2 separate regions of the Homo sapiens genome follow, and region 2 is linked to region 1. A link is a loop called in an ENCODE intact Hi-C map of the cell type or tissue named here. Cell type or tissue: Caco-2. All regions are shown on one strand. Each heading gives the region's core, and the rest is flanking DNA. Links, peaks and the distances in the headings are about the cores only.

Region 1 (9,293 bases), core at 1-5,000:
TGGGGGTCTGGGATCAGAAATCTCAGTTGTATAGGAGAGTAGCTTCCATTACTACCCAGCTTCCATTTCCAGGATCCGCTGTTAGTTCTTTAAGAGTCAGAAGCATGTGTCGCTGTTCATTTTGACAAGTGTCTTCACCAAGGTTAGGGCAATATGACGGGCAGACAGTATTGACTTAAAAAAAAGAACATAGTATTTTGAATTAGGCTAATCTTTATTCAAATGATGAGTTTGCCACACTTATTAGCTGTCTGACCTAAGGAAATTGACTTTACCTTATCCGAACTTCAATCTGTTCATCTCCTAACATAGGGATATTAATATCTGTCAAATTACAATGTCCATTCATAGGTTCAACAAATATTTATTGAGCATCTTTATACCCAAGCTGTTATGTGTAGTGATAAATGAAGTAGTGATACATGAAAGCCTGTAGCACAGGGCCTGGGAATGTTAGTTTCCTTCCCGGTTTCCCCAGTGTTAGTCCTAAAGACTCCTGGTTACTTTAAGTAATGGTATGTGTTTGAAAGGAAAATAGAAAACCATTAGTTCTTTCTTCCCCAGACACCTTCATCACTTCAGAGAGAGTCACTGGCAGTTCTTGGTGTGTTTATACTTGATTGGAAAACCAACACAGGAGAATGGTTACTGACATGGTAGCTGGACCCCTGACAACAGCTCATGTGGGCCACCGGCAACCAGCCAAAGTCCTGTCTCCCCTAACCTGCTCTCCAACCCAGACCCCCTGTGTGAAAAAGTAGGAAGCACTGTTATTACCTGGCAGGAGAGTTAAGGACCTTGACCATTCAGTGGAGGCCTGCCGCTTCTCCAGTGTGGGCCTGTATGAAGGAGAAAGAAGTACTCACTAGACTTGGGTTAGCCAGGGGCAGCTGTCAACAAATCAAGCTGGCCTGAGCCCCAGTGGCTTCTTGCCTATGACCCATTCCTGTTGGCGGATCTAGTTACAGAGGAGACATTGTCCTCAATACTCTCTACAGGGCCTTGGAACCGCTATCCTCTGCCAAGAACCAGGATTCTTCTTTAATACGTACTTGCTAGTACCTATGCTGGGAACAGCTGGGCTTTGCCGGCCAGAGTCTGTATGCATAACTAGAAATGAGAAGAATCTGGACATATTTACAGGCGGAACAACAGTCAAAAGTAAAACCTTGGAGAGATTTGATTTTATCTGCCATGCTTTGACCCCATAATTTGAAGAGAGGGAAGCTGTTGTCCCACGCTTGGTCCACCTCACTTTGTTAAAGTTCATCCATCTTTTCCCAGTCTCCCTTCAATTTGGAACTAGGAACACCACCTCCTGAGTCTCAAAAGACTTCCAGCAGGAGGGACACTCAGTCACTGGCATGTAATGGTAGAGTGTGATCCAAAGAGCAGGCTCTATTGCCAGCTCAAACCTGAGTTTAAAACCCAGTTCCACCACATTCTACCCCTGGGTCCTTGGGCAAGTTACTTAACCTCTCTGAACCTTAATTTCTTAACCCATAACATGAGGCTACTATACACCCAATAGTTGGGCAAGGGGGGTGATGAGTATGGGGGAGGATTACTTTAAGCAATCCATGAGATATGTATGTAAATTATCTGTCACATAATAGGTGCTCAGCAGTTGTTAATTTCCAGTCCCCTTCATTGGACCCTAGAATTGTGTTAATAAGTACATTTGTATCATCTAATTAAGACTTTTGCCTCAGAAGCCAGAATGCCTGCTTTGGCTCTAGCTTTTTCTAGTTATTTGACCTTTGAACATGTTATTTATCCTCTCTGTATCTCAGTCTTCCCATTATAAAATGGGAATGATAGTCCTACCCCATAGGGTTGTTGTGAGGATTAAATGCATTATTAATGCATAGAAAGCAATTTTAACACAGCTTGGAACATACAGTAAATGGTAGTTGTTGCTTTGTGGTGTTGGTGGACATGATGATGTTATGAGTTAAAAGCTCAAAATGAAATAATAACAAATTTTTTTAGAAACATAATGACCAAGAGAGAAGTTTGTTCTTTTTGTAGTGCTCTCAGATGTCCTGGGCCCGACTGAGGCAAGAGTGTTGACCTTTCTGAAATCCATCCTTGAGGTCCCCTTGACTTCAAAAGCAGCTTTTCCAGGCGTTTTCCCTCTGGCCTAATGCTGAAGCGTCCTCATTACCCAGCTGTCACACTCAGTTGGCCTGATTGACCAGAGCCATTCCCGAACACATGCCTGACCTGCTCACCTCTGAGAAGGCTGACTTTGGGGGTGAGGTGGAGATAGGGAGACAGCCTCTCCCCTCCTCTGGCGGTGCTGTGCTGCACTGGCACTGAAGTAGTTGTTGCTAAAAGTTCTGACATGGGAGTGACAAAAATGATGAAAATTATGAAGGCTGTCCTATGTGAACTTCAGCTTTCACAGAAGATTGTGCAGATTGACATAATTCCCAGAAATTGCCACTTACAGGCCCTCTGTCAATGTTGGTTGAATGAATGAAGTGTTTATTGTTTGAAATTTGGCCCTGTCACCTTTTTTTTTTTTTTTTTTTTTTTTTGCCTTTCATCATTTTGTGAGCAAGATCTCTCCTCTGCCTTTTAAACTTCAGTAAACTGAAGCTCAGATCCAAGTAGTTTTTTTTCTTTCCATCCTTTGCCTTCTCTTAGCTGGCAGAGATGGGGTTAAGAATTGTTGGCAGCTAATCCACCTTGGTTTGAGGCCCTCTCACACTGAGCTGGAGGAATGACTGGAATTTGAGGGGGAGGGGAAAAGATACTCTGACCTTTGCAGGCCCGTGGCCTCCAAGCAGCATCTCCTGTTCACGTTCTCCCACTGAACTAATAGTCCAAGTACCCCCAGTTCACCGCTTTTTTCCACACCTGTCAACCTTTTTAAGAACCTGGGAGCAGACTGTGGCTACTTGAGCTTTTTTTGTTGATGTTGAACATTATGTATTTTGCTGTTATCTCTCAACCTCTTGAACATACTATCTTTTCTCCCTGCCCCCATCCTTCTCATTCTGCTCAAACCCCTCCTCCCCACCTCCTCTCCAAATCCCACAGGTCAGAGTGCATCAACAAGTTTGCTTCAGTCTTCGGGACCATGCCTCTCAAGGTGGTGGAACACCGAGCTGACCCTGTCCTGTACAAAGATGACTTTCCTGAGAAGCTGAAGAGCTTCCCCAACATTGGCAGCTTATGAAACGTGTCATTGGTGGAGGTCTGAATGTGAGGCTGGGACAGAGGGAGAGAACAAGGCCTCCCAGCACTCTGATGTCAGAGTAGTAGGTTAAGGGTGGAAGGTTGACCTACTTGGATCTTGGCATGCACCCACCTAACCCACTTTCTCAAGAACAAGAACCTAGAATGAATATCCAAGCACCTCGAGCTATGCAACCTCTGTTCTTGTATTTCTTATGATCTCTGATGGGTTCTTCTCGAAAATGCCAAGTGGAAGACTTTGTGGCATGCTCCAGATTTAAATCCAGCTGAGGCTCCCTTTGTTTTCAGTTCCATGTAACAATCTGGAAGGAAACTTCACGGACAGGAAGACTGCTGGAGAAGAGAAGCGTGTTAGCCCATTTGAGGTCTGGGGAATCATGTAAAGGGTACCCAGACCTCACTTTTAGTTATTTACATCAATGAGTTCTTTCAGGGAACCAAACCCAGAATTCGGTGCAAAAGCCAAACATCTTGGTGGGATTTGATAAATGCCTTGGGACCTGGAGTGCTGGGCTTGTGCACAGGAAGAGCACCAGCCGCTGAGTCAGGATCCTGTCAGTTCCATGAGCTATTCCTCTTTGGTTTGGCTTTTTGATATGATTAAAATTATTTTTTATTCCTTTTTCTACTGTGTCTTAAACACCAATTCCTGATAGTCCAAGGAACCACCTTTCTCCCTTGATATATTTAACTCCGTCTTTGGCCTGACAACAGTCTTCTGCCCATGTCTGGGAACACACGCCAGGAGGAATGTCTGATACCCTCTGCATCAAGCGTAAGAAGGTCCCAAATCATAACCATTTTAAGAACAGATGACTCAGAAACCTCCAGAGGAATCTGTTTGCTTCCTGATTAGATCCAGTCAATGTTTTAAAGGTATTGTCAGAGAAAAACAGAGGGTCTGTACTAGCCATGCAAGGAGTCGCTCTAGCTGGTACCCGTAAAAGTTGTGGGAATTGTGACCCCCATCCCAAGGGGATGCCAAAATTTCTCTCATTCTTTTGGTATAAACTTAACATTAGCCAGGGAGGTTCTGGCTAACGTTAAATGCTGCTATACAACTGCTTTGCAACAGTTGCTGGTATATTTAAATCATTAAATTTCAGCATTTACTAATACTGCACATGTGTGAATTATACCTCTTTAAGCCCAGTTGATGAACAAATCTACCCTGGCGAATGTTAAATGTTATGGATTCGAAACAGATTTATCTGGCTCTGATATTAAGATTAGCCACAGTTTGGGCTTTAGCCACAACATATGTCCCCAAAACACAAAATACATAACAATTTGCTTAGAATATGGATATAATTACAGAAACCTAGTTGTTTTGCCAGTCAGCGTCAGTCATACACCATCCATTGTTCTGTTGAGTGACATGAAGGTGGGCAGTTATTATGCTGTAGTTTCATCAAGAGTCACTTCAGATGTGTTCCCCAGACTTTGAGAGGTCAAAGAAAGTTTCAGAAGTAGCAAAGTTGGAAGTGGAAATCATAAGAGTTTTGTCTTCTTTCATTTGAATAAGTGATCGAATCATGGACTATTATTGCCAAAGGGGGCAAGCGATCATCTCATCCAGTTTGTTCATTTTGCAAATGCAGAAACTGAAGCTGCAGATGTTCATTTTGCAAATGCAGAAACTGAAGTGATTTTTTTCAGTTTCTGACAGCAGCAAACACAGGTGCTTACCAAATACTTTTGATTTGGGTAATGTGTACTGGTCAGTAGGAGACATGGGAAAGCATTTTGGTCTCATGTATTCATAATATTGGGGACGATATGGTAGAAAGCCAGGAAAAATATTTCTGTTGTCACCCAGGTACCAGAGGCTGACAAGCACAGTGAGGACCTCTAATCTTTCTAGGGGTTTTCTAGTTTGTTTTCCAAGATGTGGGGCAGGTATAGGGGAGGGTCTTACATTGAAATCTCTGCTGAAAGCTATGGACTGTGCTGGCATTGTGTATGTGTCATATTGCCCTGGTTTCTTCAAATTTCTGCCCTTTTGCTCATCATCGAATGCACTACCTTAGTGGCTGGTTTCTAATGCAGCTTCTCTCCCAAAGGGTACATTTTTAAATTTTTATTTTTTAAAATCTTGAGAGTCCTTTGATTTGGGAAGAGGAACTCTTTCATCTGAGTTCATTGTGAGCCCTAGAGAGCTGTGTGACTTTATCATCGTCATAGGAGTCATTGGACTTTAAAGGCATTACAACTCCATTTAAAGTACCTCATTACTCCCAGGAATATTGGGTGTTAGATCTTGCAACACAGCATAAAACAATTTATGTTAAAGAAGGAGCATTATATCCTAGGCACTTGAAACAACCTCAAAGGTGATGTTACCCTATGAACAGATAGGTGGTACAGTCACCGTAGAAATTCAAGACAGGGATATAGCAGGTGATGGCGATTCATGGATTCAGAGTGGGCTAGGGACTCCACTTTATTGTTCGTGTATTTCTGAGCTGCTAACCAGCAAACCTCACCCATAAGCTTAGGTCAGGATCATCTGTCCTCGGGATGCCATAGAGCCTGGTTTCAGAAGCAGAACAATCATGCTAATTAAAATGTCGTGTTCTGGCCTACAGCAGACAACAGCTGGTTTTAGATTAAGAAATCTTTTTAAAGAAACACATCTTACTGGCCTATAGAGAAGACGAACTTGAACTGGCCCTGGCCCAAGTGCACACTGAGCCACTGGCTTTGCCCCCAGGGGCCTAACTGGGATGGGCCTGCTTGGAATGCCAGGGCTGGAAATACTTTTTTATTTTGCTGATTAACATTACATAGTTGTTAAAATGTTTATCTCATGTATTTTACCAACCCTCACACATTTAGGTATAAACCTCCTTTTCTGGGAGAATTAAAGAGAAAAACAGCAACTTTAGTTGTCAGAATCTTGTGTTCTTTCCTGCCAGTGATGCTCTGCTGTATCCTTTTTTTTTTTTTTTTTTTTGAGACAGAGTCTTGCTCTTGTCACCCAGGCTGGAGTGCAACAATAGCATGGTCTCGGCTCACTACATCCTCCGCCTCCCAGGTTCAAGTGATTCTCCTGCCTCAGCCTCCTGAGTAGCTGGGATTACAGGCGCTTGCCACCACGCCTGGCTAATTTGTTTGTAATTTTAGTAGAGGCAGGGTTTCACCACGTTAGCCAGGCTGGTCTCGAACTCCTGACCTCAGGTGATCTGCACGCCTTGACCTCCCAAAGTGCTGGGATTACGGGCGTGAGTCCCCACGCTCAGCCACTGTATCCTTTACTCAGTGTCATCAAGTTCAAAGCTCTGACCACCCTGGTTTCTCTGCCAAAGCCTCATCTACTTCCAGCTGGGCTTTGAACTTGTGGTTTTTAAGTGCTGGTTTCTCTGCTGCCTTTGGAAAATAGTGACCATCATGCTGGTCTGTGCTGACGCAGACTGGGAGCTGGAAGAGACAAGCTCCCTCTTTGCTCTCATTGGCCAAAGATGTTGCTAATAACCCTGTGATCCTAGCTTCCTTCTAGGATGATAGCCTCTGACAGGCACCATGCCAGGAGGAAACTAGAGCGTCTTTATCACTGAAAGATAGCACGTTTCTAGCCACAGGTTCTGAAGTTGATTTGAGGTTAAAATCCAAGAACCTTTGATAGTTTTCAGCCAAGATAGTAATCAGAAAGTAGATGAAGCAGAGACTGGGTTTGGGAAGTGGTTGGGTTCTGGGAAGGCTCTTCCTAGCTCTGCAGTTAGATCCTGTGAGGACCCAGCTGATAGAGTAAAGGCTTTGGGTGTTGGAGACTTCCCATCAGCCACCCATCATGAGCCTGGTGTGTTTCCTTTGCTTTGTAGCTCCTTTGGGGGTATGCTGCTTTTTCCATTTCTCTTGGCTCGGGTACTCTTCCATTGCAGCAAGAGAAGCCACAGTGGGCTGTTCCCCAAGCAGCCCTGGCACAGAGAGGCAGAGTAGAGAATGCTAAACTGGCCCCATGTCTCCTCCAGCCACTTCCTGAGGAGCAGTTCTGGCAGGAGTGTTAACCATATTGGCAGCAGCTTCCATCCAGAGAGACTTTGAAAGCAACTTGAGCTTTCCACTGCAGGGCCTGGAGGCATATGAAACCTGTGGGGCCTGCCCCTACTCACCTCACCCCTGAGCTCTGTCCAAGCCCTGGACCTCCTGTCCTCGGCCTGTGTTTGGTACTCACCCACTTTCTACTTCTGAGTAGAATCAAGGGCAGCATTTGGTCCCATTATACCAGCCATGCATCATCTGTGAACAGGCCTTATTGAGCTTATCTTGGCAGAGGAAAGTCAGGCAGGCAAGACCCACTCTAAATTTTAATGTTTCCCCCTCATTTTAGGGTGGGAGCTGTGAGTTCATCTGAAGACTGGGTGAGGGCATTGTAAGCTCAAGCCACAGCCTCTTTTCCACCTCCATTAAATGGACTGTTAGGGATGCCCAGCTTCCCCAATTTCCTGGGAGGGTGTGTGGGTCTGTACAGGCAACCTTGTGTCATTCTTTCAATTTCCGGCTCACCATTGCTGGCAACAGTGGGAAGATGACCAGAGAAAGTTTGGCCCCCTCTCCCAAGCTTCCAGGCCTCTTTCCTTTTCAAGAAATAGTTGAGTCACCAGCATCTGTATCTGGCATTTTGTTTCTTCACATTTGCAACCATTTCAGGGTAGAGTTTTTTTGTTTGTTTGTTTGTTTGTTTTTGTTTTTTTTGTTTTTTCTTTGGAAACAGAGTCTCACTCTGTCCCATAGGCTGGAGTGTAGTGCTGTGATCATGGCTCGCTGCAGCCTCAAACTCCTGGACTCAAGCAGTCTTCCCATCTCAGCCTTCCAAGTAGCTGAGACTAAAAGCGTGCACCACCACACCTGGCTGATCTTTTAATTTTTTTGGAGAGACAGGGCCTCACTATGTTGCCTAGGCTGGTCTCTAACTCCTGGGATCAAGTGATCCTCCTGCCTCAGCGTCCCAAAGTGTTGGGATTACAGGTGTGAACCACCATGCCTGGCCCAGGATAGCACTTTTTCCTTTCTTCTGCTCTCAGTTGGTTGGACCACTGGTTGCATCTCTTCCCACTCTCCCTGAAAGGCACAGAACTATCAGACAGAAGACAAGGTAGTTCTCAAGAAGTACCAGGCAGCTGTGTCTGCTAGAGGCTTCCTCAGCAAAGCCCCATCTTGTGGACAACCTCTCAGGAATTGCAGGTGGTGTGGGAGTGGCTGACAGAGGAGGGATCCATATGTCTTAGACCAAAGCCACCAGTCAGGCCTTGCCACCATATAGAACCTTCCCTTTAGAATATATTTATTTGGAATTTTACTTATAGCTGCAAATATATCATTGGCTACTATACCCAAGCATCAACTCAAGGAACATTTGGTTTTCTGGTGAGCACAGCTGAAGACCAACCAACTAGTTACTGATCCAGATGAGGGAAGAGAACATTTATTCAGTCATTCTGTTATGCTAACTATTCATTTTCTCATGAAAATGTAGTCTTTGGCTGGGCATGGTGGCTCATGCCTGTAATCCCAGCATTTTGGGAGGCCAAAGCGGGCAGATCATGAGGTCACGAGATCGAGACCCTCCTGGCTAACACGGTGAAACCCCATCTCTACTAAAAATACAAAGAATTAGCCGGGCATAGTGGCAGGCACCTGTAGCCCCAGCTACTCGGGAGGCTGAGGCAGGAGAATGGCGTGAACCTGAGAGGTGGAGCTTGCAGTGAGCTGAGATTGTGCCACTACACTCCAGCCTGGGCGACAGAGCAAGACTCCGTCTCAAAAGAGAAAATGTTGTCTTTGCCAGGCAGTGTGGTAGGCCCAAGAGATATAGCAATTAGAGTTGACTAAGACAGTGTCCCTATCCTGTTCTTGAGCTCCAGTTCTAGTGGGAGTTCTTGAGCTTGGTAAGATGATGTGAGTCCATCAGTGGCCCAGGACTCTAAGCATGTATGTTTTAGTCCCAGCTGTAAATGAGGATTCCATTAACCCCATCTTCTCCAATGTATGGAGGATGCAAGAAGCTTTAAAATGTCCTTTTCTCACAGTGACTTCCCTTGACCATGCCTTAGTTTCCTCAGCCAGAAATTGGAGACAGCAAGAGC
Region 2 (5,000 bases), core at 1-5,000, 66 kb before region 1:
TCATGATTTGAATGTTAAAAGAAAAGGGTAGGTATTATCTAGTCAGAGAAAGGAAGAAAAATTCCATCCAGAAGGAACAACAAATTCAAAGATACAGAGGGACAGGGGAGCTTGGTAGTTTAAGGAACTTCAGAGAGTTCAGTGTGGCAACAGTGAAGGAAGCTTGGGAGGGAGAGGCAGAGGATGAAGCCTGGAGAGGGTCCAGATCACAAAACACCGTGTATCTTACATAAGGCATTGGAGTGTTATCTGTGAGAAACAAGTGATCACTGAAGCCTTTTAAACAAGGGAGTAATGTGATAAGATTGCATTTTGGGTCAGTCTCATCTTAGTGTGGAGAATGGATGATGCATGGCAGTGGGACCAGACTGGAGGCAGTAGACTGTTTGAGAAATGCAGATGAAAATTAATAGAGGACACATTTGAGTGGTATCTGGAAAAATGGACTGTTCTAATTGGTAAGTGAGGGAGAAGTTCAGAAGACTGAGGTATACTGTACGGTTTATCCAGATAGGGAATTTGGTTGCATGAGGAGTCATGGGTGAGGATGGTATTGGCGTCCAAACTCAGTCTAACAGCAAGGCCCTCCACAATCTACCTTTCTTTTTTTTTCTTTTTTTTCTTTTTCTTTTTTTTTTTTCCTGTTCTCTTTCAAAGAGTTCTAGATTTCTGGCAGCACAACTCAATCCTTCCTCTGTGTGCCCCTGCTTTTCATCCTCTGTGCCTTTGTGGCTGCTAGCCTTTTCCTTGGCACACCTTTCTTCCCCATCATCTGCAGATTTATACAGGCTTCAGCAGCTGGCTGGTAAACTTTCTCCAGGAGGTTTTCTCAACCCCTTCAGCAGGAAGTAACTCTTAGAGCATGTTATCTGTGTTTCTTTTCCATCACTTAACATGTATAGAAGTAGAATTTCCTGTAAAGTTTTAAGCACCTTAAGGTCATTTCTGACCTTGGTGCTTCTCATAATACCTAGGACAACTTAATTCAGACAGGAAGATCTTGACATATAAAGGAAAGAAAGAGGGATGGAGAGAGGGAGAAAGGGAAGGAAGGAGGAAGATTGGCAGACTAGGAGTTGAGCCATCTAAGACACATCCTGCTGGAAAGGTAGGGAAAGTGGTAGATTGTTTCTCATCTGTAAAGTGGTTGTAATGAGACTAACCCAATGACTTATCTAAGATCATTGGCAAGTTGGCAAGTAATTGGCAAGTTGTGTGAACAAGTGATAACTCAGGTCTTCTACGTGCAGATTATCTTGAATTGCCTATGGAATTATAGGGGAGCCCTTGAGCCTCCTCTGGGCTGAAATGTTACTACTGTTCCAAGCAAATGGTACAAGCTTGAGATGAAAAATATTACATCTGTTCCTCTGCAGGAGAATTCATACTGGTGCAGGCGAATTCATAAAGAATTCTGTCTGGTCATGACCCAGACAGAAAGTACAGCAATAGTGGGACTTTATCCTATACTTTTATCTAAAGCTCTAAGAGATGTTTAATAAGAATAAAGGGTTGGAATTTAGTTCTTTTTTATAAGAATATAGGTAGGCTAGGAAAAATAGAATATGAAATTTTGCAGTTTTGAAATAGATATGTTTTAATTCAGGACAGAATGGTCAAAGTGCTAAACTCTTAACAATTTGAGAGGTAACATAAGCATAAAAAGCATAAATCAAGGTATATAACTGGAAAATATATTCTCTATATATTTTTAACTCTTTCTTAAATAATCCTTTTTAGGATACTTTGGTATTTATCACATTTCTAGCTCAGGTGACAAGAGCCCTGATTTAAAGCAGTGGGTTATACATTTCTCCATCTTCAGTGAAAGCAACTGATGGGAGGCCTGAATAGCGATGGTTTATTTATAGTTTACTTCTCCTCTTCCCTCAGAAATATTTAACCTACTCTAGATGAGATTACTATGAGCCCAACCTGCAGGGGAGTCTCTTCTCTAGATTCCATCAAATTTATGATGTCTGACATTCCGAGGTGGGAGTAGGTGTGGATCTTGGTCAGTAAATCAAGGGGTGGTCTGGGGTTTTCAGAGATACACTCTTAGGGTCTCCAGCCATGCACAGAGCTTGCTCAGACTGGAGAAGGAGAGGTGAGAGTTCAGAGTCATATTTTGGCTAGATGCAGCTGCCTTAGTTTAATGTAAAAAAAAAAAAAAAAAGGCCTACGTGTGTCGATGATTATGACAGTGAGAGGTGGCCTTGCAGAGTATTCATGTCACTAGATGCTTTGTCACTCTTATCTGTAAAACTAGGGTGATGACATTATCCACGTTGCACCACACCCTCAGAACCTGAAAAAGTTTGACACAGTAAAACTTGGAAATAATGTTAAAGTAATACACCTGTCTAAACTGGAGAGATTGACCTTTTGTTTTGAAAGGAATTCTTTTTGAAAGGAATTTATCACCAAGTTAAGGTTCTTTATTAGGGGAAGTGTGCATGTTTTTATATTAATTTTCTTAGCTGTTCATGTTAAGGCTGCCTATATTTTTATGCCTTTTCAGTCTCTTCATGCTTTTATTTTTCTCTCCTTTTTGCAAATATCAGCAAAGCTTTGTCATCTCCCTAAATATCCTATATTACTTCTAACTTTTATGTCATTTCTGGTCTTGCCTCTTGGCAGACCTTCATCCGCACATCTGGGGCTAGCCTCTATAGCTAGGGTTCTCCTTGGACACCCTCCTCATTTTACTTCTGTTTCTCTGCCAGATGTGAACATATGTAGGAGGACAGAGACAGAGACAAGTGAGCTTCAAACAGTGAATTCATGTGTCACCAAAGCTATGTCCTCTCAGTGACAGCTTTTTAAAAACTAAATGTAATATAGTCTGAAAATTATGTAGAGTGGAGTGTTTTCCCATGTTATTTTTCTATGATGTGATTTAAAAGATTATACTGCATCTTATCAATGTTATAATTTTATTTACATTTTTGATAGATGGTTTTTTTTCCAAGTTTGCTATCATAGGTAACACTAATAAAGATACCCCAGATTTTTTTCCTTTCTGCATTTACTTTACCAGATTTAAAACAGAAAGAGAAGAGAGTAGGGGTTCTTATGGCCATTGACAAAAATTGATGAGAAAAATGGGGAAGCATCTTAAAATGAATTATTATACCCAGAATAAGAATGAGGTTGAAAAACAAGAGCTTTTTCTATGAAATCTAGCCAGAGTGGCAACTTCACTGCAATCAAAGCCTCAGATGAGGATTAGATACTTCCCTGGACTTCCTCTAAGCCTCAGTCTAGCTCTAGTTTTTGAAGATAGAAAGGGCAAGGGATCAGCCAGATGAGAGTATTGCATAAGAGCACTTGATTGGCAAGAATCACCCAGGGGGATCAGAAATCACAGCTGTGGGCAAAATGTGGTAGAGTGTGCCATGGGGCAGTGGTTCTCAATCTTTAGTAGGCATCAGAATACAGAGTGCTGCCACTCCACCCTGAGATTCAGATTGGGTAGGTCTGGGGTAGGAACCTAGAATTCGCATTTCTAGCAAGTTCTCAAGTGTTGGATATTGATGCTGCTGGTCCAGGGACCATATTTTGATGTGGGATTTCATTCACTGTGAGTGTCCTAACTCACTCCCTGGAGAAGGCTCTTCCTTTCTCCTCATCCATTTCCTCCTCTTAACCCTGCGGGGCTTGGATTAGAGGCATCCAGAGGCTGGGTTCAGACTAAATCTGTCTCAGCTACATGAAAAACTCAGGGCTGCCTATACTTAGATGTCCAGACGGTGGCCCTCACTCACAAAGGTTGTGGTTGTACAAGCAGCTGAAAATATCACTCAGCTATAAACACTAACAAGCAATAAATCACTCTGCAAGCTGAAGAAGCACTAGCTCGGATGTATGAAGCAGAACTCTAAGTTGAAAAGATACCAGGTTAACAGTCTGTGTAACTCAACTCAGCACCCTGTAAGTTGTGGAATGTTTCTCTGGAATTTGAAAGCCTACCCTGCCCCCCAGGAGGCCTTCTTGGCTTATTCTCTCCATCTTCCTCCTACTGCCTAGATATGATTAAAAAAAAAAAATGTATGGAATTTAGAAATTTTAGCTTGAATTTAAGGTAAGTTTAAGCTTTTTGAAGTCTATTGTTTTTATAGGTATCACATTTATAGGATCACATTTGCACAAGTGATCCAGTATGCTACCCTAAATTCCAGACCTTTCCTTGAGTAGTACCTTTTACTTCTTTGGAAGTGAGCTAGAAAGTCTCAGGATGTCAGCAGCCAGGGAATAAGGAAAGCTGAACTGGGTCTGCAGATGGAGAGATGCAGAAAGACACAGAGAGCTTGATCTGGGGCCCCAAGCAAAGAACTTGGCCAATTCTGATGGTCAGATAGAAAATGGTAAAGAAAATGAAAATCACAAGCCAGATCCAGATGGGGAGGATAGATAAAGAATATGAAAAGACGGACTCGAGGATATTGCTAAGATGATCTTGTCAATCAGAAGAGCATACTAGAGCTTTTGTAGCAGAGATAAACTAATGTGCCTGTGTAACACACATCTGCGTGGCAGCCCCAGTGGTGGTGCTGGATGAATGAATCTACACACATTGTTTCCTTAGATGCAGTCCTGCCTTCATTGCTTACTTAGAGTTCACTTTTATGGCTCTAGCTTTCATGAATCAAAACCTGACTGCTTCCTTACATCACACAGCTTGTGGGAGGGCAGTGAGTAGAATAGTTTTTCAGAGTCCGTGGGAGCTTGATCTGGCAGCAGATTAATTAAGAACATACTGAATGTTTTGGCAAAGTAATCTTTCATGTACCAACTATCACTTATATTAGCACATCAAATTCCCTTTCCCCTTTTTTCAGGGGCCATTGTAATTCTCCCTTGAGGTCTGCTTAAATGATTCAATAATAGAACTTACCAGGGAAATGTGATAATTAAGTATTATAACCTCAAGATAATGAATTTTGTTTCCGTTTCTAATATTCTGTCCTTTTTATGTGTCTCCCAATTGATTAATATTT

What was found. Peaks named below come from ENCODE experiments on the same cell type or tissue, not always from the same donor. Only the 100,000 strongest peaks of a DNase experiment are listed, where the experiment ranks them.
Region 2: a loop joins it to region 1, with 2.6 times the contacts of the local background. A loop is called at or near these places in 4 of 110 quality-filtered maps.

The regions. Positions count from the first base shown.
Region 1 is chr11:44,241,101-44,250,393 of GRCh38, forward strand. EXT2 (exostosin glycosyltransferase 2) reads left to right here. Exons shown (of 14, transcript NM_207122.2): 14 at 3,049-9,293. The coding sequence ends at 3,187. Among named protein-coding and RNA genes, the nearest start is that of ALX4, 64 kb to the right of the region's middle. In Caco-2, for the core only: no CTCF peak of the experiment used is centred there; DNase peaks (open chromatin) are centred at 2,198 and 2,741.
Region 2 is chr11:44,174,764-44,179,763 of GRCh38, forward strand. The region is part of intron 8 of EXT2 (exostosin glycosyltransferase 2); the gene reads left to right. Among named protein-coding and RNA genes, the nearest start is that of EXT2, 82 kb to the left of the region's middle. RefSeq lists an enhancer at 3,402-3,902. In Caco-2, for the core only: no CTCF peak of the experiment used is centred there; no DNase peak of the experiment used is centred there.